Linked DNA regions of Homo sapiens: region 2 is linked to region 1. A link is a loop called in an ENCODE intact Hi-C map of the cell type or tissue named here. Cell type or tissue: IMR-90. All regions are shown on one strand. Each heading gives the region's core, and the rest is flanking DNA. Links, peaks and the distances in the headings are about the cores only.

Region 1 (8,000 bases), core at 1-8,000:
TAGCCTAACACATGACTCTAAGTCCTTAAAATGTAATCCTTTCCATTCCCTTTTCTCTTGTTAGGGCATCATAAGTAATTTTTATTTGATAACTCACCAGCATTTGAGCTGAGCAAGGGACTTTTTTCTTGCAAAACGAGTTACCTGCTCCCAGCCCCACCTAATTTTCCTGCCATCAATTAGAGTTGACAGTAGTAAGAGTGTATGGTTAGACTGATCTTAGAGGTCTTTGAAAAGCTACCTGAGTTTCTGGCCCTTACAGAGGGAAAAAGTCTTTTCAGATGAAGGAAAAACTCATCTGCACTTATCTCAAGTATTATGAGTAATGGTACATTGTGTAAGCTTGCTTTGAAAATATATTTATTTTTGTGTACCGTATATTAGGTGTGTGACCCAGTTGCATTCTGAATGCTTTCTATTTTTTTGTGTTTTCATGCAATTTTTGTTTATGGTCTTTAAATGTGCATTTCAGTTTATGTTTTTTCTTTCTTTTTTAAATTCTGGCACTACAGATGGCATGTCACATTGAACAATTTGTTCTAAAGAAACTGGAAGTTTAAGAAATGTTATAGTAAATGTATTCTTGTATATTGGCGTATATGTGTATACACGTGACTAGACCGTATATTTACTGCATAGAAGTCTAGGCAGCAGATGATATATACACACCTGTAGCGATAAACACCATTCTTAATAGTACAGCTCAGATGCTATCTGTGCCCTAATATGTTTGAACATTTTCATGCAAACGTTTGTGCCACAACTCACGTCTCTTTCCCGTTGCAGTTGAGTGCACACTTGTCAGAGTGTGTCAATGCCCCCAGCACCTGTAGTTTTAAGCGCTATGGCTGCGTTTTTCAGGTCAGTATCCGACATTTGTCCTTCCCAGTCACTGACATTCTGCCATGAGAGAAAGTTATTATATTAACATTTTAACATGCAAGCTCTGGACTCCTTATTCTTTGTCATGAAACTGAAACACCCTGTTGCATGGGTGACGAAAGCCACATGCAGCAGGTGGGATGCTCGCTTTCCAGTTGGTGGTGCTTTGAGACTTCAGGGAGACACTGTGCTGAGGTGGAAGTTAATACATTAAGAGAAGTACTACATCCAAAACCAGCTAGTAATGCAACAGGTAGACTTGACATTTGGTGGGGTTTTCAGATAGATTGTTACGGAAATTTTAGCAGTTACCTGAATATAAGCGAATATCAAACTGAGCATAGTTTCAACAGCGTGTGTGTCAGTACACAGCCATAACGATCACACACGTGTGTATCCATAAATGCATTTGATGTACATGTCTGTGCTGACTCTGACCCCAACGGGGGACAGACGCAAAATGGAGCACAGCTCATAGAGAGCACACCTCCCCGAGAACAGTGTGGGGAGGGCATCTCTGTTGCTGCCGCACATGTAGTGTGAGAAATCTGCATCTGGTGTTTTGTTGTTGTTTATTTTTTAACACATCTGAGATTGCTAGTGAATTGGAACTGAGTTTTCATTTAAATATATGTATCTTAAAACTATCAAGAGGCAGTATATGTTACAATTAAAGTATTTTATATTTTATGTAGCACCAATACATTATTATGAAGTCAGTACAGAGAGATTGGCATCTTAGTATTTTCTGAGGAAGAGAACAGCCAAAGAGTAAGAATGACTGTGCCTTCCTTTGCTTTAGTCTCTAACAAGACTGAGCCTCCCCTGTTCTGTCGTACGTAGTATCATTCATTCTCTCTGTGTATGTGTATATATATGTTTATATATTGCAACACTTATATCAACATATATATATGAATATTCTATGTACAGAGTATATGTTTTGGAGATCATTAAAATGCTTTCTGTGGCTTCTTAATTTTCTAATAGCAAAACAAATTATATTTCAGACAAATTATTTTCTTAAATATATGAAGTACAATTTCATGTGCTTATTCCTGACTCTAAAATGGTCTACATCTTATGTACTCTGTAGATTGTATTTGTTTTGTATGTAACTTTTCTAAGAATACTGGAATGGTGAAGAGCAATACATCTTTGGATACAGTGTATTTGAACTAATACATTAATACTTTAGTAAATTCTTTTGAATCCTGCTTTGCTTACGTGTTTACTAGACTGTTGTGGCAGTATCTCGCTACAACTACAGGTATCTAAACATTTTCCACTTATGCTATATTTTAATGGGAAAAATAGCTTATAATAGGTCAAGAATGAGTTTAAAATTTAATTTCTTGATATTACAAGTGTCAACCCTTGATAAGAAGCCACTTGAGATGAGCTGAAGGGATGCGGAGATAACCCTGAGATGCTCACTGTGGCACTGCAGGGTGCTGGCTCTGCTGCTCCTGGCGGCCTCCTCACCTGCACGCAGTAGCCAGGTGGCCCTGAGCACAGCCCTCCTTAGGCGCAGAGATTCCCTGTTCACTTGACGCAAATAGGTCTCCCCTCTTTGTGTTTAGTGCTGCTTTTAGGGTCGTATGTTAGCCGTTCTGCCCTTTGAAATGCAGCGAGGTTCGCTGAATGCCTCACATGTTTGCTCTCGCAGGGGACAAACCAGCAGATCAAGGCCCACGAGGCCAGCTCCGCCGTGCAGCACGTCAACCTGCTGAAGGAGTGGAGCAACTCGCTCGAAAAGAAGGTGGGCTGCACACTTTCCTGCTGCTATGGGATTTGTATCATCTCTTCAGATTATTTAAAGACAAAACCTTTTTGTAGTTATTAATGGGTTTTGGATAAAAGAAACTATCAAGAGAATGTCAAAAAAAACTCTGTGTGATCTTGAGCTTATAAATGAAGGTGTTTTATTTTTGTTATTTGTTTTTTAATTGCCAAGCAAGTGTGAAGTGCTTTTTTAAAGTCAATCACATTGTGATTATTTTAGCATCCATCCAGCACAGAGATGATCAGATGCCCAGTCCCCACCCTGCTGTTTTTTTTTTGTAAACAAAGTTTTATTGGAAGACAGCCATCCTTACTCACTCTGTGTTGTCTGTGGCTTCTTTTGCTCGAAAGCAGCAGAGTTAAGAGACATGTGGACTGTACCGCTTGAGATACTGACTACTTGGCTCTTTACAGAATAAGTTTGCCAGCCCGGACCTGGGTGGTTACCCCTCTAAATGCGTTAAACTTCTGTGTTTTTTACAAGAGACAAACAGGAAAAAATATTTGATATGATTACAATTGATTTTGTCATTTGACACCTTGTGAAACTTGGTGCGCTCTCCACATAGACAGGGCCACTTCCCAAAGAGACTCTCCCATGCTGTTCTTTTTTTTTTTTTTTTTTTTTCCCCAAGACGGAGTTTTGCTCTTGTAGCCCAGGCTGGAATGCAGTGGTGCGATCTTGGCTCACTGCAACACCTCTGCCTCCCTGGTTCAAGCAATTCTCCTGCCTCAGCCTCCCGAGTAGCTGGTATTACAGGTGCGCACCACCACACCCAGCTAATTTTTGTATTTTTAGTAGAGATGGGGTTTCTCCATGTTGGTCAGGCTGGTCTCAAACTCCCGACCTCAGGTGATCTGCCCACCTCGGCCTCCCAAAGTGCTGGGATGACAGGCGTGAGCCACCACGCCCAGCCTCCATGCTGTTCTTAAGAGGCCTTCATTGCAGGCCTATAGGCGCAGGAGCAAGCACCTTCCTCCAGTAATGCTGGTTCTCAGTGGAGTTTGTTCTGTGATGTTCAGCTCAGTGGGGCCTTCTTTTCATGAGAAGATGAAAACCTCTAAGAATGGATAGAGAAGAAGTTGTTATAGGATCTACCATTGTGGCTTAATTACAAAAATATAAACTTAATTCAATATTCAACAAACGTCTATTGAGAACTTGTAGTAGGAGGATACTATGGTGAATTAGAACAGCCAGTGGAGTTGACATTTGAGTTTCGTAAAGATTTGAATGTCTTGTTTCCAGTGTTAAATCCCAGCAATTTAAAATGTAAATATACTGCAAGGAGTCTAAAATTTTAAATAGAAAGATTTCCCTTTAATCTGCCATAAGAGAGTGTTTCATGTAAATGCGTGAGCTGAGCTTGAGAAGCAGCAGGAGGATCGGCATCCTGTGCACACACACGGAGCAGAACAGCGCTGATGAGCAGCAGTGCCGGACTCATATTCGCAGAATCCTAGCCATCTTCCCGTGAGCATAGAGCATCTGCTCTGAGTTCAACAATGGTTTACCTAGGAATCTTTTTTTTCCCTCTTTTTGAAGCTGGCATTTTATTTCTGTCTTTTTAAAATTATAGGCATAGATCACAGGCTTTTTATCTTTCATAGATGCTGTGTTTCTCATTTAGAAGGTTCTTCCTTTCATTTTAAGGATAGGCTTTGTGGCCGGGCATGGTGGCTCATGCCTGTAATCCCAGCACTTTGGGAGGCCGAGGCTGAGGCTGAGGTCGGGAGTTCAAGACCAAGCTGGCCAACATGGTGAAACCCCGTCTCTACCAAAAAAAAAAAATACAAAAATTACGCCAGCATAGTGGCAGGCGCCTATAGTCCCAGCTACTTGGGAGGCTGAGGCAGGAGAGTTGCTTGAACCCGAGAGGTGGAGTTTGCAGTGAGCCAAGATCGCGCCACTGCACTCCAGCCTGGGCGACAGAATGAGACTGTCTCAAAAAAAAAAAAAAAAAGGAATGGGCTTTGTTACTGCTGTGTTAGATACACAGTAGTTGAACAGGTCTGCAGCACATGGTTATCCAGCAGGATGGTTGTGGACCGTGGTGTCATCTGGCAGCCTTTCGGGGCCTAATCCCTGTGGGGATTTGGCTCCTTCCTTCCTGTTCTGTGCTCTTTTCCCCACTGAAAGTGAATGGTTTGCATCATTGGAAACCCCAGGACATACCAGAGCAGCCTGCCCACACACAGTGCAGCAGTTTCTCACTCTGTCAATGCCTCATGTGTTTAAACTATCTCCAGCCAAGTCACGATGGAAGCCCCGAGAGTGCAGGATGCATAACTGTGCACTTCCCTCTTGGACGTTGCCAAAGGACTGATCTCTCCCGGACTCTGTCCATCAGAGCAGAGTCCTCGCCCTGTTGTCAGGCCAGCCAGCTCGGCTCTGCACGTTCTCATTGTGCTCACGAGAAGGTGTATGGTGCCCTTTGCTAGGTCCAAAAGCAAAGGCTGGACAAACAGCAGAGATATTTATGTTTACTTAAAATGGGAATTTATTTCTTATTATAGAATTATTTAGTTGGAATTTCTTAGGTTATTTTGTTCATCTGTCTTAGAAAATAGAATGTTTGAGCGGGTTCACAAAGACTGATCCTCAGCTGGGCGCGGTGGCTCATGCCTGTAATCCTAGCACTTTGGGAGGCCGAGGCGGGCAGATTGCCTGAGCTCGGGAGTTCGAGACCAGCCTGGGCAACACGGTGAAACCCCGTCTCTACTAAAATACAAAAAATTAGCTAGGAGTGGTGGTGTGCGCCTGTGATCCCAGCTACTCGGGAGGCTGAGGCAAGAGAATGGCGTGAACCCGGGAGGCAGAGGTTGCAGTGAGCCAAGATCATGCCACTGCATTCCAGCCTGGGTGACAGAGTGAGACTCGTCTCCAAAAAAAAAGACTGATCCTCACATTCATAGTCAAACTAAAGAAAAACTGCAAAATCTGGACTTAAAAACACCCATTTTATATTTTAAGAGAGCTTAAATGGAGGGGAAATGTAAAGCCCACCAAAGTGGGCTGGAGTAAAGGATGTTCTCATTGCAGAGAACCTCGGACCTCCTGGGCCGGTGTTTTGCCGGCTCCTTGGAACACACCTGCCAGGTGGACTTTCCTGTGCCTATGGCATCTCCCTGCTAGAAGAGTGGAAGCAGTGATCTGCAGGACCTGGGAGTTGGATTCTTCGATTAAATAAATAAATAAGTAGTTTAAATAAGGGAAGTCCTAAAGTGAAAGAAGTTGAGTTTAGTGTGGCATGATGTGTGTTCATTGCTGTAAGCTGCTTCTGCTCATACTCAACTGCTTGATTTGTTGGAGAGCAGTGGCGCAATTATGGCTCACTGCAGCCTCGACCTCCTGGGCTCAAGTGATCCCATCCAGCCTCCCCAGTAGCTGGGACTGTAGGCGTTTGCACCACACCTGGCTAATTTTTGTGTTTTTTTGTAGAGATGGAGTTTCGCCATGTTGTTATCCAGGCTGGTCTTCAATTCCTTGGGCTCAAGTGGTCCGTCTGCCTCAGCCTTCCAAAGTGCTGAGACTACACGTATGAGCCATCACAGCTGGCCTATTGACAATGTTTTGGAGACATTACTGAGATTTTTTCAAAAGAGTTGGCATACATGTCATCTTTTTGCAGGGATATGAGAATAAAGAGTCTGAGAATTCTGTCCCGTCTTTGACAGATGGAAATGAATGAATTGTTACTTTCAGAGGGACACAACTACCACGCGATGCTGCATATGGCCCGCTCCACATTCGTGCAGGTTGATCACTTGTAGGAGTTCATGGACGTATGAGGCAAGGAAGGAAGGAAAGCCTTTGCGGAGTAAAATCCTAGGAAAGTGAAGTTATATTTTGCCCATGAGACATTGCAAGTTTTGTATTCCTTAGTAAATACATACTTGTTTTAAAATAAGACGGTGATTGCTTCAAAAGATGTCTCTTGACTTGGCCAACTGTGCCGAATATGAAAAGGACACCCATCTTTAGGCTGGCTACCCTTTAGATGGACAGCATCGGGAGTCAGCTCTTTATCACATCTGGTTTTGTGCCGAGATGCCCTCGGGCCATCACCTTTGTGACCATTGGTCCCCACGCATTGGTGGTTTTAGAGCGTACATCGTTGGAGAGGCACACATCGGATCTGGCACAGAGCTTAGGGTCTTCTGGGGTGGAGACCACCACCCCAATGGATAGACAGAGACACTCGTTAATAGATGGGGGATCAAGATGCCCTTTGTAAAAATCTTGTGAGAAAGAAACCCTCGTTGGAGTTACCCTTGAACTTTTCATCTTTGAGACCAGGTGTTAATTTGTCTTTGGGAGCTAATTATCTTTCAGAAAGATTTTGGAAAGGTCAAATGTGGGGTTGGAAATGCTCACTCAGCAAGCCCTCCCTTTGGCTGATGTGGGTTGCAGGGGCTCTTCTGCGCTTCCGTGGAAGGGTATCCTCAGGCATCAGCTCTGCCTCTCCGTGTTGAGGGTGAGCAGGCTGGCCCCAAGGGTGTAGCACCCATGTAATTTTTTGTATTCTCGTCACGCTCTCATTATGTTGGCAGAGCTGTTCAAACTGCAGGGTGTGGCCCCTGGGTGGATGTGAAATAATTTAGTAGGTTGTGACCAGCATTGTTTATATTTATGGGGTACAGTGTAATGTTTTGGTATATACACACACACATTGCGGAATAATTAAATCGAGCTAATTAACATATCCATCACATCACTTTGTTTAAAATCTGCTCCCCCAGCAGTCTTGAAACACACGTTAGTATGAATCACAGTCACCATGCTGTTCAGTGGGCTCAAAAACGTCCGCCCCTCTGTCTAACTGAGGCTCTGTGCCCTTTGCCCAGCAGCTCCACAAGCCTACCCCCACTACCCACCTCCACCAGCCCGGGTAACCACCATTCCCTGCTTCTGTGAGCTTGACTTTTTTAGATCCCACGTCTAAATGAGAGTGCATCGTGTTTGCCTTTCTGTGCCTGGCTTATTTCAGTTAGCATAACATCCTCCAGGGACTAGTATTTTCTTAAATGAAATGGAATAAAAAAAATCAGGGTGCATTGTAAATTATTAGGGCAAGTACAGCTTTATGACATCTGTTTTCAGGGATACACACACACGTTGGTATAAGTGGGGTGATACATAAGCATCTGTTTCTTACTATGTTACCTGGTCAACAATTGAAAAATACTCTGATAAAAGATTTGCTAGTTTTTAGCAAAAACTTGAAAAAGCATCTGATTTATTCTGAAATTCAATCAGCCGCTGCACTTTGCCTCACCCTAATTACTGGAAGAGATTCTGAGAAACACTGTTTATAGCATTCCCTATTAAA
Region 2 (17,327 bases), core at 5,361-13,360, 98 kb before region 1:
GCTAGTACCTATTCATCTTGAATTTAATTATAACTGCAGATTGCCTGTGGAAATATGAGTTAAAGGCATGGAAGCCCTTACCACTGTTAGCAGGGAAATGATGTTTGGCTATTTTGGAGAATACTTTAGCTCTTCTGTGAGAACCACTGTCAAGGTTTTGAACGTGCAACCAGGAGGGGTCAGTGGTGGCTGAGCAGAGATGTAGGGGCTTGTTTCATGGCCATTTGTACCTGCTCCAGGAAGGGCTGTGAATAACGGAATGCAGCCAGACACTGAGGCCACTAGGTCAGGTCCTTGGGATGACAGAGGGTAGATTTCTTTGTTCTTAGACCTAAGTTGGCCCTTGTTGGGTGGAGGTGGTGGCGTGAGAGCCTTCCCTGCCTTCTCCAGGTTGAAGGATATTTCTGTGCATCTGGGATAGGTCTCTAGGGTTGAGACGACAAGCTTCTCAAGGGTTGGCTCACTTCATTCTTTCTATTTCTGCAGTCTGGTCTATGATGTACACAGTAAAAAGGAGATCAGTTTATGTATGGAAGGAATTAGACCTGCTTTGAATTCTGGTCTGTCCTTCAGCTAACTATGCTGTTAAATTACTCTTCCTTTCTAAGCCTCAGTTTTCTCATCTATGCAAAGGTAACTGTAGAGTTCACAGTCACGTGGAAAAGCCTCTGAAACCTAAATTCTCCCTCTGGAGATGGATGGTGGTGATGGTCGCACAACATTATGAATGTATTTAATACCACTGGACTATACACTTAAAATGATTACAATGATAAATTTTATGTGTAATTTACCATAATAAAAAAGTAATTGTGAGACTTAAAAGTGAGCCTGGGCTGGGTGCGGAGGTTCATGCTTGTAATCCCAGCACATTGGGAAGCCGAGGTGGGTGGATCACCTGAGGTCATGAGTTCGAGACCAGCCTGAACAGCATAGTGAAAACCCATCTCACCTAAAAATACAAAATTAGCCGGGCGTGGTGGCACATGCCTGTAATTCCAGCTACTTGGGATGTTGAAGCAGGATAATTGCTTGAACCCGGGAGGCAGAGGTTGCAGTGAGCCAAGATCGTGCCATTGCACTCCACCCTGGGCAACAAGAGTAAAACTGTCTAAAAAAAAAACGAGCCTGTGCCAGGTGCAGTGGCTCATACCTATAGTCCCAGCACTTTGAGAGGATGAGGCGGGGGGATCGCTTGAATCCAGGAGTTCTCAACCAACCTGGGCAACATAGTGTTATAAGACCTTGTCTCTACAAAAAATTTAAAAATTAGCTGGGTCTGGTGGCGTGCTCCTGTAGTCCCATCTAACTACTCAGGAGGCTGATGCGGGAGGAGTGCTTGAGCCCAGGAGGTCGAGGCTACAGTGAGGTGTTACTGTGTCACCATACTTCCGCACTTTAGCCTGGGTGACTCAGTGAGATCCTGTCTCAAAACAAGAACAAGAAAAATCAGAGCATGTGAGAGAATATAAGAACCTAATATTTCAGAAGTGATCATTTCTCTTCCCCTTTCCTTTCCTGAGTGGTTTGATAAAGGGAATGACTTATTAGCAATGTGGATGACAGGCTGTCTTGGAAGTATGGCCTGTCCCTGGAAGAAATACCGGTGGGAGTAGAAGGACATTATTGGACTGCAAATAAATTATTTATAAAAAGGGTAAAATGTCTAGAAACTGAAATCACAGTATATTTGCACAAAAGGAACATCTATAGATATCTCCCTTTTTAAAAAGCAATTTTAACATATGAATTTTTATATATTTAAATTCGTATTTTAGCACTTTTTTTTCTGTTATTTAGCAATAATAATATTCTTCAATTTGGGCTGGGCGTGGTGGCTCACGCCTGTAATCCCAACACTTTGGGTGGCTGAGGTGGGCGAATCACTTGAGGTCAGGAGTTCGAGACCAGCCTGGCCAACATGGTAAAACCCCATCTCTACTAAACCAAAAAAAAAAAAAAAAAATTAGCTGGGTGTGGTGGCACATGCCTGTAGTCCCAGCAACCTGGGAGGCTGAGGCAGGAGAATCGCTTGAATTCGGGAGGTGGAGGTTGCAGTGAGCCGAGATGGCGCTACTGCACTGCAGCCTGGGTGACAGTGAGACTGTCTCAAACAACAACAAAAACAACAACAACACTTCGATTTATTCAGGCCTCTGTTCACATTTTACCTCTTCAAAGGGGTCTTCTGAACACCCTAATTAAACAGCCCATGCTGTTGCTGTGGTCACTTGCCTTGCTTTTTTTTTTTTTCCATAGCAGAAAATGGTTTTCCTTTCCTTTTTCTTTTTTTTTTTTTTGAGATGGAGTCTCCCAGTCACCCAGGCTGGAGTGCAGTGGTGTGATCTTGGCTCACTGCAACCTATGCGTCCCAGGTTCAAGCCATTCTCATGCCTCAGCCTCCCGAGTAGCTGGGATTACAGGTATGCACCACCCCACCTGGCTAATTTTTGTATTTTTTTAGTAGAGACAGGGTTTCACCATTGTTGACCAGGCTGGTCTCGAACTCCTGTGCTCAAGGGATCTGCCCGCCTCAGCCTCCCAAAGTGCTGGGATTACAGGTGTGAGCCCCCACACCCGGCCTGCAGAGAATGTATTTCTATTACCTTAACCTGTGTACTAGGAGTGTGCCTGGCATATGGTAGGTTCTCAAGTATTTGCATAAATGAACCAGTATATTATAGCCCAATGTTTTATTGAGGCAAAATTCACATAACATACAATTAAGCATTTTAAGTGTGCAGCTCAGCCGTATTTAGTGTATTCACAATGTTCTGCAACCACCAGCTCTCTCTAGTTTAAAAATCAGGCCAGGCATGGTAGCCCGCACCTGTAATTTCAGCATTTTGGGAGGCTGGGGTGGGAGGATCACTTGAGTCCAGTAGTTTGAGACCAGCCTGGGCAACAGAGGAAGACTCCATCTCAACAAAAATAAAGAATTAGCTTGGTTGGGTGTGGTGTCTCACGCCTGTAATCCCAGCACTTTGGGAGGCTGAGGCGGGCGGATCATGAGGTCAAGAGATCAAGACCATCCTGGCCAACATGGTGAAACCCCGTCTCTACTAAAAATAGAAAAATTAGCTGGGCGTGGTGGCGCATGCCTCTAGTCCCAGCTACTCAGGAGGCTGAGGCAGGAGAATCACTTGAGCCCAGGAGGCAAAAGTTGCAGTGAGCTGAGATCACGCCACTGCACTCCAGTCTGGGAGACAGAGCAAGACTCCATCTCAAAACAAAACAAAACAAAACAAAACTGGGCACAGTGGCTTGAGCCTGTATGTAGTCCCACCTACTCCAGAGGCTGAGGCAGGAGGATCGCTTGAGCCCAGGAATTCGAGGCTGCAGTGACCTATGATCACACCACTGCACTCCAGCCTGAAGGACAGATGGAGAACCTATCTCTTAAAAAAGAAAAACAACTTTTCATCCCCCTTTACCCATTAAGTAATCACTCCCATTCCCCAATCCTCCCATCCCTTGATAACCTCTAATCTGCTTTTGGTCTCTGTGGATTTGCCTATTTTAGATATAGCATCTAGGAATCATATAACTTGTTTTTTGTATCTGGCTGCTTTCACTTAGCATGATGTTTTTGAGGTACATCCAAATTGTAGCATGTGCCAGTATTTGTTCCTTTTTATTGCTGAATCATAATCCATTGTATGTACATACATGCCACAATCTGTCTATTCATTTGTTCATGGGCATTTGGATTATTTTCACTGACTATTAAGAATAATGCTGCTATAAACATTTGTGTACAAGTTTCTGTGTAGGTATGTTTTTATTTCACTTGGGTATATACCTAGGAGTGGAATTGCTGGTCATACGGTAATATCGTGTTTAACTTATTCCCACCAGCAGTGTTCCAATTTCAGGACATCTTTGCTAAATTTATTTTTTTTGTTTTGTTTCTTTTTCATGTCATATGGGTAATGTGCCGACGTCATAACAAGGTTTCAGAGTGGCACCTCTCACACCTTCATTTGAATACCCAATCACACTTATGAACTACAAAAGGATATATGTGTGTGTGTGTGTGTGTGTGTGTGTGTGGTATGTGTATATGTATGTATATATTTTTGTTTAAAGCTATTCTAGTTAAAGTGGTATCTCGTGGTTTGGGTTTGTATTTTCTTGATGAGCAAAGATATTGAATGTCTTTTCATGTGACTCTTGGCCATTTGTGTATTTTTGGAGGGAAGACAATGTTTGTTGAGTTCTTTATATATTCTGAATGTTAAACTTTTTTTTTTTCTTCTTTTTTTTGAGACCGAGTCTCCTTCTGTTGCCCAGGCTGGAGTGCAGTGGTGCAGTGGCATGATCTTGGCTCACTGCAATCTCCGCCTCCTGGGTTCCAGCAATTCTCATGCCTCAGTCTCCTGAGTAACTGGGACTACAGGCACACGCCACCATGCCTGGCTAATTTTTGTATTTTTAGTAGAGATGGGGTTTTGCCATGTTGCACAGGCTGGTCTAGAACCCCTGGCCTCAAGTGATCCACCCACCTCAGCCTCCCAAAGTGTTGGGATTATAGGTGTGAGCCACTGCACTCAGCCTCTTCTGAGTTTTATTGTTTTAGTTTTTACCTTTAGGTTTTTGATCCATTTCAGTTAATTCTTGTATATGGAATGAGATAGGAGTCCCAATTCATTCTTTGTATGTTCTTATTTAGTTTTCCCAGCACCATTTATTGAAAACACTATTCTTTCCCTATTGAATCGTCTTGGCACCCTTGTTAAAAATAAATTGGCCATAGATGTTTGCATTTATTTCTGGACTCTCAGTTCTATTCTGTTGCTCTGTAAGTCTGTTACATCAGTACCACACTATATTAGTCTGTTCTCATGCTGCTAATAAAGACATACCTGAGACAGGGTAATTTATAAAGAAAAAGAGGTTTAATGGACTCATTGTTTCACATGGCTGGGGAGGCCTCACAATCATGGTGAAAGGCAAAGAAGGAGGAAAGGTATGTCTCACATGGCAGCAGGCAAGAGAGTCTGTGCAGGGGAACTGTGCTTTATAAAACCATCAGATCTTGTGAGACTTACTATCATGAGAACAGCACCCCCACGATTCAGTTACCTCCCCCTGGGTTCCTTCCCATAACATGTGGGGATTATATGAGCTACAATTCAATATGAGATTTGGATGGGGACACAGCCAAACCATATCACACACTGTTTTGATTACTGAAGCTTTGTAGTAAGTTTTGAAGTAGTAAGTTTGGGAAGTATGAGTCTCCCAACTTTTTCATTTTCTATATTGTTTTGACTATTTGGGGCCAGTTGCAACTTTATATGAATTTGAATATCACCTTTTTCATTTCTGCAAAAAAGGTCATTGGAATTTTAATAGGGAGGGGATTGATTCTGTAGATTGCTTTGGGGGGTTGCAATCTTAACAGTATTGTCCTCCAATCCATGAACGTGAGATGTCTTTTCTTTTCTTTTTTTTTTTTTTTTCGAGAGGGAGTCTCGCTCTGTTCCCCAGGCTGGAGTGTAGTGGCACAGTCTCGGCTCACTGCAACCTCCGCCTCCCGGGTTCATGCCATTCTCCTGCCTCAGCCTCCCGAGTAGCTGGGACTACAGGCACCTGCCACCATGCCTGGCTAATTTTTTGTATTTTTTGTAGAGACGGGGTTTAACTGTGTTAGCCAGGATGGTTTCAATCTCCTGATCTCGTGATCCACCCACCTCGGCCTCCCAAAGTGCTGGGATTACAGGTATGAGCCACCGCGCCCAGCTGAACTTGGGATGTCTTTTCATTCAATTATGTCTCCTTTAATTTCTTTAAGCAATATTTTGTAGTGTTAGTGTACAAATCATTCATCTCTTTGGATAAATTTATTTCTGGGTGCTTTATTTTTGTGGGTTCTATTGTAAATGAAATTATTTTCTTACCTTTCTTTTTGTATTGCTCATTGCTGGTATATAGAAACAACTGATTTTTGTATGTTGGTCTTATGCCCTACAACCTTGTTGAATTTATTACCTCTAGTAGTTATTTTGTGGGTTCTGTGGGATTTCTTTATACAGAATCATGTCACCTGCATATATAATTTACCTCTTCTTTCTAATTTGAATGCCTTTTATTTCTTTTTCTTGCCTAATTGCTCTGGCTAAGACATTTAGTAAAATTTTGAATAGGAGTGATGAAAGTGAGCATCCTCATATTGTTCCTGATCTTAGGGGAAGCTTTTCACCATTGATTATGAAGTTAGCTGTGTTTTCTTTCTTTCCTTTTTTTTTTTGTTTTTGACACAGGGTCTTGCTCTGTCACCCATGCTGGAGTGCAGTAGTGCAATCATGGCTGACTTCAACCTCTGCCTCCCAGGCTCAAGCGATCCTCTCACCTCAGCCTCCTGAGTAGGTGGGACCAAAGGCACATGCCACAATGCCCTGCTGTTTTTTTTTATTTTTTATTTTTGGTAGAGATGGGTTTCGCCATGTTGCCCAGGCTAGTCCCAAACTCCTGAGCAGTCAGCCCACCTTGGCCTCCCAAAGTGCTGGGATTACAGGTGCGAGCCACTGTGCCTGGACTTTTTTTTTTTTTTTTTTTTTTTTTTTATCAGACCAGGTCTCACTCTTTTGCCCAGGCTGGAGTACAGTGATGTGATCATAGCTCACTGCAGTCTTGAACTCCCAGGCTCAAGCAGTGCTCCTTCTTTAGCCTCCCCGGTAGCTGGGACTACTATAGGTGCAAGCTGCCACACCCTGCTAATTTTTTAATTTTTGTGGAGACAGGGTCTTGCTGTGTTGCCCAGGTTGGTCTCAAATTCCTCACCTTGAGCAGTTCTCCTGCCTTAGCCTCCCAGGTAGCTGGGATTACAGGTGTGCACCAATATGCCCAGTTAATTGATTTTTTTTTTTTTTTTTTTTTTAGTGATGGGGTCTTGCTGTGTTGCCTAGGCTGATCTCAAACTCCTGGCCTCAAGCAGACCTCCTGCCTCAGACTCCCAAAATGCTGGGATTACAGGTGTGAACCACTGTGCCTGGCCACTGACTTTTTTTTTTTAATGGAAGGTTGTTGAGTTTTGTCAAATGCTTTTTGTGCATCTTCTGAGATGATCATATTTTTTTCATTGTTCTAGTAATGTAGTGTATTGTATTGATTTTGTTTTGTATGTTGAATCACCCTTGCATTCCTGGGATAAATCTCACTTTGTCATGGTATATAATCCTTTTAATGTGTTGTTAGATTGAGTTTGCTACTATTTTGTTGAAGATTTTTGTGTCTATGTTCATTAGGAATATTAGTCTGTAGTTTTCTTTTTTTTTTCATTTTTGAGACAAAGTCTTCCTTTGTCACCCAGGCTGGAGTGCAGTGGTGCGATCTCGGGTCACTGCAACCTCAGCCTCCCCAGTAGCTGGGATTACAGGCATGCACCATCATGCCTGGCTAATTTTTGTATTTTTAGTAGCGACAGGGTTTTGCCATGTTGGCCAGGCTGGTCTCGAACACGTGGTCTCATGTGATCCACCTGCCTTGGCCTCCCAAAATGCTGGGATTTACAGGCATGAGCCACTGCACCCTGCCTGTAGTTTTCTTTCCTTGTGATATTTTTGACTTCGGTATCTGGGAACCAATCTTTTTTTGAGACAGGGTCTTACTCTGTTGCCCAGGTTGGAGTGTAGTGGTACGATCTTGGCTCACTGCAGCCTTGGCCTCCTGTGCTCAAGTGGTCCTCCCACCCAGCTGCCTGAGTAGCTGGTACTACAGGCACTTGCCACCACACCCAGCAAGTTTTGTTCATTTTTTTTGTACAGATGAGGTCTCACTGTGTTGCCCAGGCTGGTCTTCGACTCCAGGCCTCAAGTGATCCTCTTGCCTCAGCCTCCCAAAGTGCTGGGATTACAGGTGTGAGCCACTGCTCCCAGCCCCCAGTTGTATTTTGACTGTGCATCATGTTTCTTCAGAATTTTGAAACCTGCCCTCTCCTAATTGAGAAAATTCTAAGAGGGTTTCCAAGCAGACAACCCTAACATCTCTGGCTGGGATGATGATGATTGTACCATGTACTTCCCCTCTTCTCAACACAGACACATTCATGTTGTAGTGCCAGCTGTAAGCATAGGAGTTGCACTTAATGGCTTACAGCTGGGGAAAATCATGGCTGATAGCACACCACCAGTGCAGGATCAGGGAAGGGAACTCTATTCCTGATGCCAGGACAGGAAAGAGATGTGCTTCCTTCATTTCATGAAAAAGCCACAGATTGTTCCGGATAATGGTTGCTGAATAAGAAACCACCCTAAACATCAGTGATTTAAAACAGTAATCTACTACTACATCTCATGGTTCTGTGGGCTGATCAAGCAGGGCTCAGCTGGGTGATTCTTCTGCTCCATGTGGCCTTGATGGAGGTAATTTATTGGTATTCATCTGTTGGCTGGTCCAGTCATGAGGGTCCAAGAGGGCCGTACACACATGCTTGGATGGTTGGAAGGCCAGGCTCAGGGGATCCTCCCTCTCCTTGTGCTCTCAGGTCCTCTGCAGATGGCCTTTCTCCTAAGGTGGTTGTGCTTCTTACATGACAACTCAGAACTCTTAGAGTGAGTGTTCTAGGAGAGGAAGTGGAAGCTGCCAGTCTCTCTCTCTCTTTCTTCTTTTTTTTCTTTTGAGATAGAGTCTCACTCTTTTGCCCAGGCTGAGTACAGTGGTACCATCATAGCTCACTGCAGCCTCAAACGCCTGGGCAGAAGTGATCCTCCCAGCCCAGCCTCCCAAGCAGCTGGGACTACAGGTGCATGCCACCTTGCATGGCTAATTTCTTAGTTTTTAACTTTTTGTAGAGACAAGGTCTTAACTACGTTGCCCAGGCTGGTCTTGAACTCCTGGGTTCAAACGATCCTCCCACCTTGGCCTCCCAAAGTGTTGGGATTACAGGCGTGAGCTACTGTGCCCAGTCTGGAGCTGCCAGTATCTTAAGCCTGGGCTTGGATATCAGTGTAGCATTATTCCTGCCATGTTCTAAAAAGACACAGAGTCCTCCTATATTTGAGGAGAGGGGACATGGACCCTAACTCTTGATGAAAGGAGGGTCGAAGAATTTGTGACTGTCCTTGATCTGGTATACGCATGGTGGCTAGATTCCATAGTGCTCTCAGTAATATATGTTAGATACCCATTTGAAAACTGTTGTGGATTAAAATGGAAATGCCAACTGTTGTGTGTTACTCATTTTCAGTGAGTACATTCTGTGTTCTGAATCAATAATTTCTAAAAAACTTTTGGAGTATACCTATTCATAAAATAATTACCTCTATAAAATGTATGTCTTATCAGCAGCCATCCTTGATCATGTGTTTGTCAAGTTTTTCAAGTACAGCTTTGGGTCCATACGTTTTTTCTTCCTATTACTAGTTCATTTTAAAAATTTGTTGAAACCTTCCCTTTTATTTTAAATAATATTGTGGGGTTTTAATATTTCTCTCTGTTCTTAAAAAAAGCTTCATTGAGAAAATATAAGTAAGCCTATATATCCTAAAGTTCCTTTCCTTTACTCTAGATCATTCTAGTAAATCCCCTAGAGACAGTTCTGGCTGTTTATATATAAAAGTGTGGTATAATTTGACAGTGTGTGCAGAGGTGTGTATGGATGTGCTCTCACATAGAAACCCTGCCTCCCCAGCCTGTCTCAGCTGATTGTTGCAACACTGAGCCGAGCAAACATGATGAGGTCACAGAGAAGTGAGGGAGTGGTTTTAAATAATGAAACAGGAAATCTCTGTCTTTGGCTCCAGTGGTGCCCCAGTGTTTTGGGATTAATGAGGGAAGAGCTATGTCTGCCTGTGTTCCATGAGTGCCCCTTGCTTGTACCTCTATGGAGAACCCCAACAACCCTGGCTGGAAAGCCACCTAATCCTGTGTTTCCCAAGCATAACCTCCCTTTGTTCCCAAGTAAGTCTTTCCTAGACACCTGAACTTCTGTGCAACATAGGCATGAATGAGGAGAGTGAGCTACTGTGGTGTTATATATATACACACACATATATACATGATATGTATGCATGATATGTATATATGTGTGTGTGTGTGTGTGTGTGCATAGTTTTCATCCATTGTTTCTGACTCATAAGTCCCATAGCCCTTGTTACAGTCTTTTGTTGTAATGTTGGGTGTCTTGCCTCCTTTCAGCTGCCCAAGGCAGGACTCTAATCTGACTGTGAGTCAGAAGACCCTTATTCCAGAGAGGGCCCTGCCTCATTCCCTAGAGGCAGGAATGCTGCACAGAGAGGCCAAGATAAGTCCGAACAGACAGGCCTTGCTGGGTTTAGATCATGGTTTTTTGTCCAGAAACATTTCTAGATGATTGTAAGTCATGCCTGTGTAATGAAGCCACCATAAAAACTCAAGGACAGGCCGGGCATGGTTGCTCACGCCTGTAATCCCAGCACTTTGGGAGGCTGAGGCGGGCGGATCACCTGAGGTCAGGAGTTTGAGACCAGCCTGGTCAACATGGTGAAACCCCATCTCTACTAAAAATACAAAAATTAGCCGGGTGTGGTGTCGGGTGCCTGTAATCCCAGCTACTTGGGAGGCTGAGGCAGGAGAATTGCTTGAACCCGGGAGGTGGAGGTTGCAGTGAGCCGAGTTGCACCATTGCATTCCCACCTGGGTGACACAGCAAGACTGTCTCAAAAACAAACAAACAAACACTCAAGGACAGCGTTCAAGAGCTTCCAAATGGCGGAACACGTGGAGGTTTCTGAGGATGGCCCGAGGGAGGGCATGGAGGCTCCCGCCTGGCCTCATACCTCGCCCTTTGCGTCCCTTCATCTGTGTCTTCTGCAGTATCCTCTACGATATACCGGTAACTGTAAGTACATATTTCCCTGAGTCCTGTGAGCCACTCTGGCAAATTAATCGAATCCAAAGAGGGCTTGTGGGAACCCCAACTTGAAGCTGGTGGGTCAGAAGTTCTAGAGGCCTGGACTTGCGACTAGTGTCTGAAGTGGGGATGGGGGGTGGACAGCCTTGGCGACTGAACCGCCAACAGCTTTGTTCACGCAATTCTTCTGCATTGGCGATTGTTGTCAGGTTGTGAGAGCAGGGGAAAAACACAGGTTGAGAGAGTTTTTCCCCAAACAGCCCCTGGTCGATGCCCCGGAATGACTGGCTGCTGCATGGAATTGCAGAGGCCTGAGTGCCTCTGCTTCTACCGTGATTCCTGAGGCCAAGACCTCTGGTCTGCATGGTCTGAAGTCTCTTACGAAGGTAAAATGTTATGTATATATTTTGAATAAGGGTACCTGTTCCTCATTCTGTCCTTTTGAATTCCAAAAGTGTGTTGGCCTGTGAGATAGCATAAGGGACAGAATCATTGCTCTCGTGAGCCTTTGGGCTTGCTTCCTTAGGCACTACGTACTTTCTCATTCCCCATTGCCTTCAGGATTCTTTCTGTCAGAATGTAGTGGCTGTGGCCTGGGGGTGACCAGCATAGGGGCCAAAGAAGGGTAATGAGTCTTGAGGCCTACAGAGGGTAGTAGGCAAGGCGGGAGGGCAAGGGCCAGGGGGCAGCATCATTCACACAGTTGAAAACGTGCCCTTGGCCTGTCTCCTCTCTGTGTTCTGCATCTTAGAAAATAGATATTGTCTTGTGTTAAGATGAATCAATATAGTTACCCCTTTTTATATTGTCTTAAGCTTCTTAGGAACTGCTTTGTATTTTAGTCACTCAGGCTTGGAGTGAAACATGTAATGTGTAGTTCAACCTGAAAAAATTGGTCTGAGAGGCGTCTTCATAGAGTCCCCAATTCTATATATGATGAGGTCTCATCAAGCTTTGACATTCTGCTCTTTTACGTGTAACACTACTAATGTAAATGTTTCTGGATTGTAAAGAATGGTGGGAAGCGTAGAGATTATCTGTTGGTAAGCCAGAGGCAGGAGGAAGAGGAGGAGGAGGAGGAGATAGTGGCGTCCCTCCTGCAGAAACCCCGCAGTGGAAGGACAAGATTGCAGGAGGAGTTAGAGACCAGTGGTCTAGTCCCCATCTGTCTTTGTGACCTTAGGCAAATCATTGAATCTCTTTGAAAGCCTTGTCTCCTTGCATGGCATATGGAGATTATAGTTGCTGTGAAAATAAAATAATCAGTTTTTAAAAATCCATAAAAATGAAAAATGGTATTTAAGGTTGAAGGCACTTGTATTTCTTTTTCTTTCTTTTTTTTTTTTTTGAGATGTAGTTTTGCTCTTGTCACCCAGGCTGGAGGTGCAGTGGCGTGATCTTGGCTCACCGCAACCTCCGCCACCCAGGTTCAAGCGATTCTCCCGCCTCAGCTTCCCGAGTAGCTGGGATTACAGGTTTGCACCACCACGCCTGGCTAAGTTTGTATTTTTAGTAGAGACAGGGTTTCACCATGTTGGTCAGGCTGGTCTCCAACTCCTGACCTCAGGTGATCTACCTGCCTCGGCCTCTCAGAGTGCTGGGATTACAGGTGTGAGCCACCACGCCCAGCCTAGGCACTCGTATTTCTTAGTCGGGAAAGAGAGGACAGGATATGTCCACCACACATTCACCAGTTCAGCATGTATTAACTACTGTGTGCCTGACTAAGCTTAGGTACTCAGTGTATTTTCATGTAAAGAAAAACAACATTTAAAACATTTAAGTGAGCACTGACCAAATCTAGCTTAGTTCAGAAAACCCTTTTTTTTTTTTTGAGACTGGGTCTTGCTCTGTTGCCCAGGTTGGAGTGCAGTGGTGCGATCACAGCTCACTGTAGCCTCGACCTCTCAGTCTCAAGTGATCCTCACTTTCTAAGTTTCCAACATTTTTTGGGCCAGGTACGGTAGCTCACACCTGCAATCCCAGCACTTTGGGAGGCAAAGGTGAGCAGATTGCTTGAGTTCAGGAGTTTGAGACCAGCCTGGGCTTTATGGAGACCTCATCTCTATAAAACAAATATAAAAACTAGCCAGGTGTGGTGGCGTGTGCCATTAGTTCCAGCTCCTCAGGAGGCTGAGGTAGGAGGACAGCTTGAATCTGGGAGGCAGAGGTTGTGGTGAGCTGAGATCGCACCACTGCACTCCAGTCTGGGCGACAGAGCGAGACCCTGTCTCAAAAACAAAATTTTTTTTGTAGAGATGGGGCCTCTATGTTGCCCAGGCTGGTCTCAAATTCCTAGGTTCAGGTGATCCTCCTGATTCGGCCTCCCAAATGGCCGGGATTATAGGCATGACCACTGTACCCGGCCTCAGCAGACCTTTGTAAAGCACTTCATGGGTGCCAGTCCTGCTGTTACAGTGCTAGGTAAATGCATAAAAATGCTCCATGAGGCATTCTGTGTTCTCAGGAAATTCAGACTGCCAGTTTCAGTCTGGAACGTGACACTTTATGAAGGAGGCAATAGAACAAAAAAAGGACAAATTACAGGATTAGTAATTATCAAAAGCTAATACCGAGGTCAGAATAGGACTCTTGTTCAGTTTACATGAGGAATTTAACCAAATGAGCTTCTGCAGAGAACCAGCATTAGGGTGGTGACCAGGCTGGGGTACATACATGTCATATCAGAAGTGACCTGAGACTGGGTGTGAGAAGCAGTGGCTGATTTGGACTACTGAAAGCAGAATTAAGAGTCTGGTGGCATTGGGGGGAGATTAGTGCTGTGGAAGTCCTGCTCAGAGTCTTTCTCATGATGGGTACATTTGGGAGGAGCTTAGCAGACATCAGAGGACCTGCAGAGAGTTGACACAGCGGGAGGAACCAGCTGCACTACCACTCATGTTCTTTTCCATCTTAGCATCTCGTGAGCATAATTCAGAATACACAGTTTGATTAAGTATGTGCAGATTCCATTCAGTTCATGAATTCATTCCCACAGTGTAGCCTAGCCCAAGTGTTAGCACTTCTTTACTTGTTTTTGTTGTTGTTGTTGTTTGTTTTTTTGAGACGGAGTTTCACTCTGTCGCCCAGGCTGGAGTGCAATGGTGCGATCTCTGCTCGCTGCAACCTCCGTCTCCCAGATTCAGGCAGTTCTTCTGCCCCAGCCTCCTGTGTAGCTGGGACTACAGGCACATGCCACCATACCTGGCTAATTTTTGTATTTTTAGTAGAGATGGGGTTTCACCATGTTGGTCAGGCTGGTCTTGAACTCTTGCCCTCAAAGGACCTGCGTGCCTTGGCATCTCAAGTGCTGGAATTACAGGCTGAGCCACTGCTCTTGGCCAAGCACTTCTTTTCTCATAGTCTTCTGCTAAGTATTTCCTTCTGTCAGCTGCCAGGCAGCAATAGTTTTCACATTTGTTTGTGGTTGTCCTCTAGAACTTGGCCTTTAGTGTGGTATGTGTAGGATTTTGTTGATTCCAAGGGAGGGTGAAAAATGCTGTGATCCCCAGAACCTGGGATGGCTGGGGTATGTTGTCTCTGAGGAATTTAATAACATTTTGTGGTCATTGCTGGAATCTTCCTAGACTCCTTTGATGGAAAGTAGGGACTCCAAGGGGAACTCCTGACTGGGCTTGCGGGCTGCCTTCTCAGAGCCCTACTTTATTAGTGATTTATTTCTCTTAATGGGCTATTAGAAATGACCACAAAAACTGAGGCCCCCACCCATACAATTTCTATCAGTTAAGACCCTGGAAATTCAGATTTAGAGGGAATTTTTAAAGAACTCCTGGGAGTGCTGATGCCCTGCTGGACTGGGAGCCTCTGGTCCAGTGGAAGCAGCACATTCCCTCCAGGAGCCCCAGTGCTTTAGGAATGCAGTTTCCCAGGCCCTGCCTCAGACCTGCCGACTCACAGTCAGCTCTCAGAGAGGCTGTTAGGTGATCATTGCGTTCATTTAAGTGTGAGAAGCACCGTGCAGGCTTTGGGTGAGAGAGTCGGGGTTCATACCTTGCCTCTCTTCTTTCCCAGCTGCATGAACTTGACCAAGTTATTTGGCCTTTCTGAACCAGGACCGTAGCACATAAAGTGAGTGCGATGGTGCAGGCCCCAGTTCCTCAGCCACAGTGCTGAAACCCCAGAGCCTCTGAAAATGGAATGTTTTTTCATAGATTTGGTGCCACTTGGCCTGAACTTATGTGAGGCTATTTATAATCTCTATTCCACTTAATATGAATATTTCATTATTTTACCACAGATGGTTAATTAACATGTTTCCTGTTCTTTTCCTTTTTTTTTTTTTTTTTTTTGAGAAGACTCTTGCTCTGTTGCCCAGGCTAGAATCAGTGGTGTGATCAAAGCTCTCTGCAGCCTTGAACTTCTGATCTCAAGAGATCTTCCCACCTCAGCCTCTCAAGTAGCGAGGACTACAGGCTTGTGCCGCCACACCCAGCTGATTTTTTAATTTAAATTTTGTAAAGAAAGGGTTCTGGCCGGGCGCGGTGGCTCACACCTGTAATCCCAGCACTTTGGGAGGCCAAGGCGGGCGGATCACGAGGTCAGGAGATCGAGACCACGGTGAAACCCCGTCTCTACTAAAAATACAAAAAATTAGCCGGGCGCAGTGGCGGGCGCCTGTAGTCCCAGCTACTCGGGAGGCTGAGGCAGGAGAATGGCGTAAACCCGGAAGGCGGAGCTTGCAGTGAGCGGAGATCGCGCCACGGCACTCCCGCCTGGGCGACAGAACGAGACTCCGTGTCTTCTCACTTTGTTACCTAGGCTAGTCTCAGACTCCTAGACTCAAGTGATCCTCCCACCTCGGCCTCCCAAAGTGCTGGGATTACAGTCAAGAGCCACCACACCCGGTGAATTAATGTGTTTTCTTATGGTTACTGCCTCAGACTTCCCTGGAGTGTTATATAATATATAATATATAAAATATGCGTACAATATTTCCTTTCTAAAATTCAAAAAATTCTGAACTCTGAAACACATCTGGCCTCGGTTTTGGATAAGGATTGTGGTGCTATAGATACCCAGCTTATAGGTGGGTCAGTATATGCCATGTTAGTGTGTTGGTATGTGTAGAAAACTCTTGGCAGTTAGCAGGCACCCAACAAATGCAGCTATTTTTGTTTGTTTGTTTTGAGACAGTGTCTCACTCTGTCACCCAGGCTGAGGTGCAGTAGTACAATCACAGCTCACTGCAGCCTCGATTTCCTGGGTTCAAGTGATCCGCCCATGTCAGCTTCCCAAGTAGCTGGGACCACGAGTATGAGCCACCACACCTGCTTAATTTAAAAAAAATTTTTAATTAAAAAAATTTTTTTTGGTCTGCTGCAGTGGCTCACATCTGTAATCCCAGCGCTTTGGGAGGCCGAGGCGGGCAGATCACAAGGTCAGGAGATGGAGACCATCCTGGCTAACACAGTGAAACCCCGTCTACTAAAAATACAAAAAATTAGCCGGGCGTGGTGGCGGGCGCCTGTAGTCCCAGCTACTCAGGAGGCTGAGGCAGGAGAATGGCGTGAACCCGGGAGGCGGAGCTTGCAGTGAGCCGAGATCATGCCACTGCACTCCAGCCTGGGCGACAGAGCGAGACTCCATCTCAAAAAAAAAAAAAAATTTTTTTTTTTTGAGACGGAGTCTCACTATGTTGCCCATTCTGGTCTTGAACTCCTAGTGGTCGTCCCACCTTGGCCTCCCAAAGTGCTGGGATTGCAGGCATGAGCCATTGCACCTGGACTCATTTTTTTTTTTTTTTTTTGAGATGGAGTCTCTCTCTGTCGCCCAGGCTGGAGTGCAGTGGCGCAATCTTGGCTCACTGCAACCTCCGCCTCCCGGGTTCACGCCATTCTCCTGCCTCAGCCTCCCGAGTAGTTGGGACTGCAGGCGCCCGCCACCATGCCTGGCTAATTTTTTGTATTTTTAGTAGAGATGGGGTTTCACTATGTTAGCCAGGATGGTCTCAATCTCCTGACCTCGTGATCTGCCCGCCTCGGCCTCCCAAAGTGCTGGGATTACAGGCGTGAGCCACCACGCCCAGCCAACTGTTTAAAGACATTTCAAGCCAAGAGCAGAAGTTGTGTTAGAAGGTGGCTGTATTAGTCCAATTTCACGCTGCTATGAAAAAATACCTGAGGCTGGGCGCGGTGGCTCACGCCTGTAATCCCAGCACTTTGGGAGGTCGAGGTGGGAGGATCATGAGGTCAGGAGTTCAAGACCAGCCTGGCCAAGATGGTGAAACTCCATCTCTACTAAAAATACAAAAAAATTAGCCGGGTGTGTGGCGGGCGCCTGTAATCCCAGCTACTCAGGAGGCTGAGGCAGGAGAATTGCTTGAACTTGGGAGGCGGAAGTTTCAGTGAGCCGAGATCGTGCCACTGCACTCTAGCCTGGGCAACCGAGCAAGACTCTGTCTCAAAAAAAAGAAATACTCGAGACTGAGTAATTTATTAATATAAAGAAAAGAGGTTTAATTGACTCACAGTTC

The links. Hi-C counts contacts between places; a loop is a spot of excess contacts. Peaks named below come from ENCODE experiments on the same cell type or tissue, not always from the same donor. Only the 100,000 strongest peaks of a DNase experiment are listed, where the experiment ranks them.
Region 2: a loop joins it to region 1, with 3 times the contacts of the local background. A loop is called at or near these places in 3 of 110 quality-filtered maps.

Annotation. Positions count from the first base shown.
Region 1 is chr14:102,888,774-102,896,773 of GRCh38, forward strand. It overlaps TRAF3 (TNF receptor associated factor 3), which reads left to right. Exons shown (of 12, transcript NM_145725.3): 8 at 787-861; 9 at 2,552-2,644. Among named protein-coding and RNA genes, the nearest start is that of AMN, 30 kb to the right of the region's middle. RefSeq lists enhancers at 1,936-2,436, 2,437-2,937. In IMR-90, for the core only: no CTCF peak of the experiment used is centred there; DNase peaks (open chromatin) are centred at 2,998 and 4,838.
Region 2 is chr14:102,785,572-102,802,898 of GRCh38, forward strand. The region is part of intron 1 of TRAF3 (TNF receptor associated factor 3); the gene reads left to right. It overlaps LOC124903426 (small nucleolar RNA U13), which reads right to left and starts at 4,020; the gene lies at 3,920-4,020. RefSeq lists enhancers at 4,897-4,966, 13,247-13,296. In IMR-90, for the core only: a CTCF peak has its summit at 10,223; DNase peaks (open chromatin) are centred at 9,660 and 10,150; H3K27ac peaks cover 664 bases.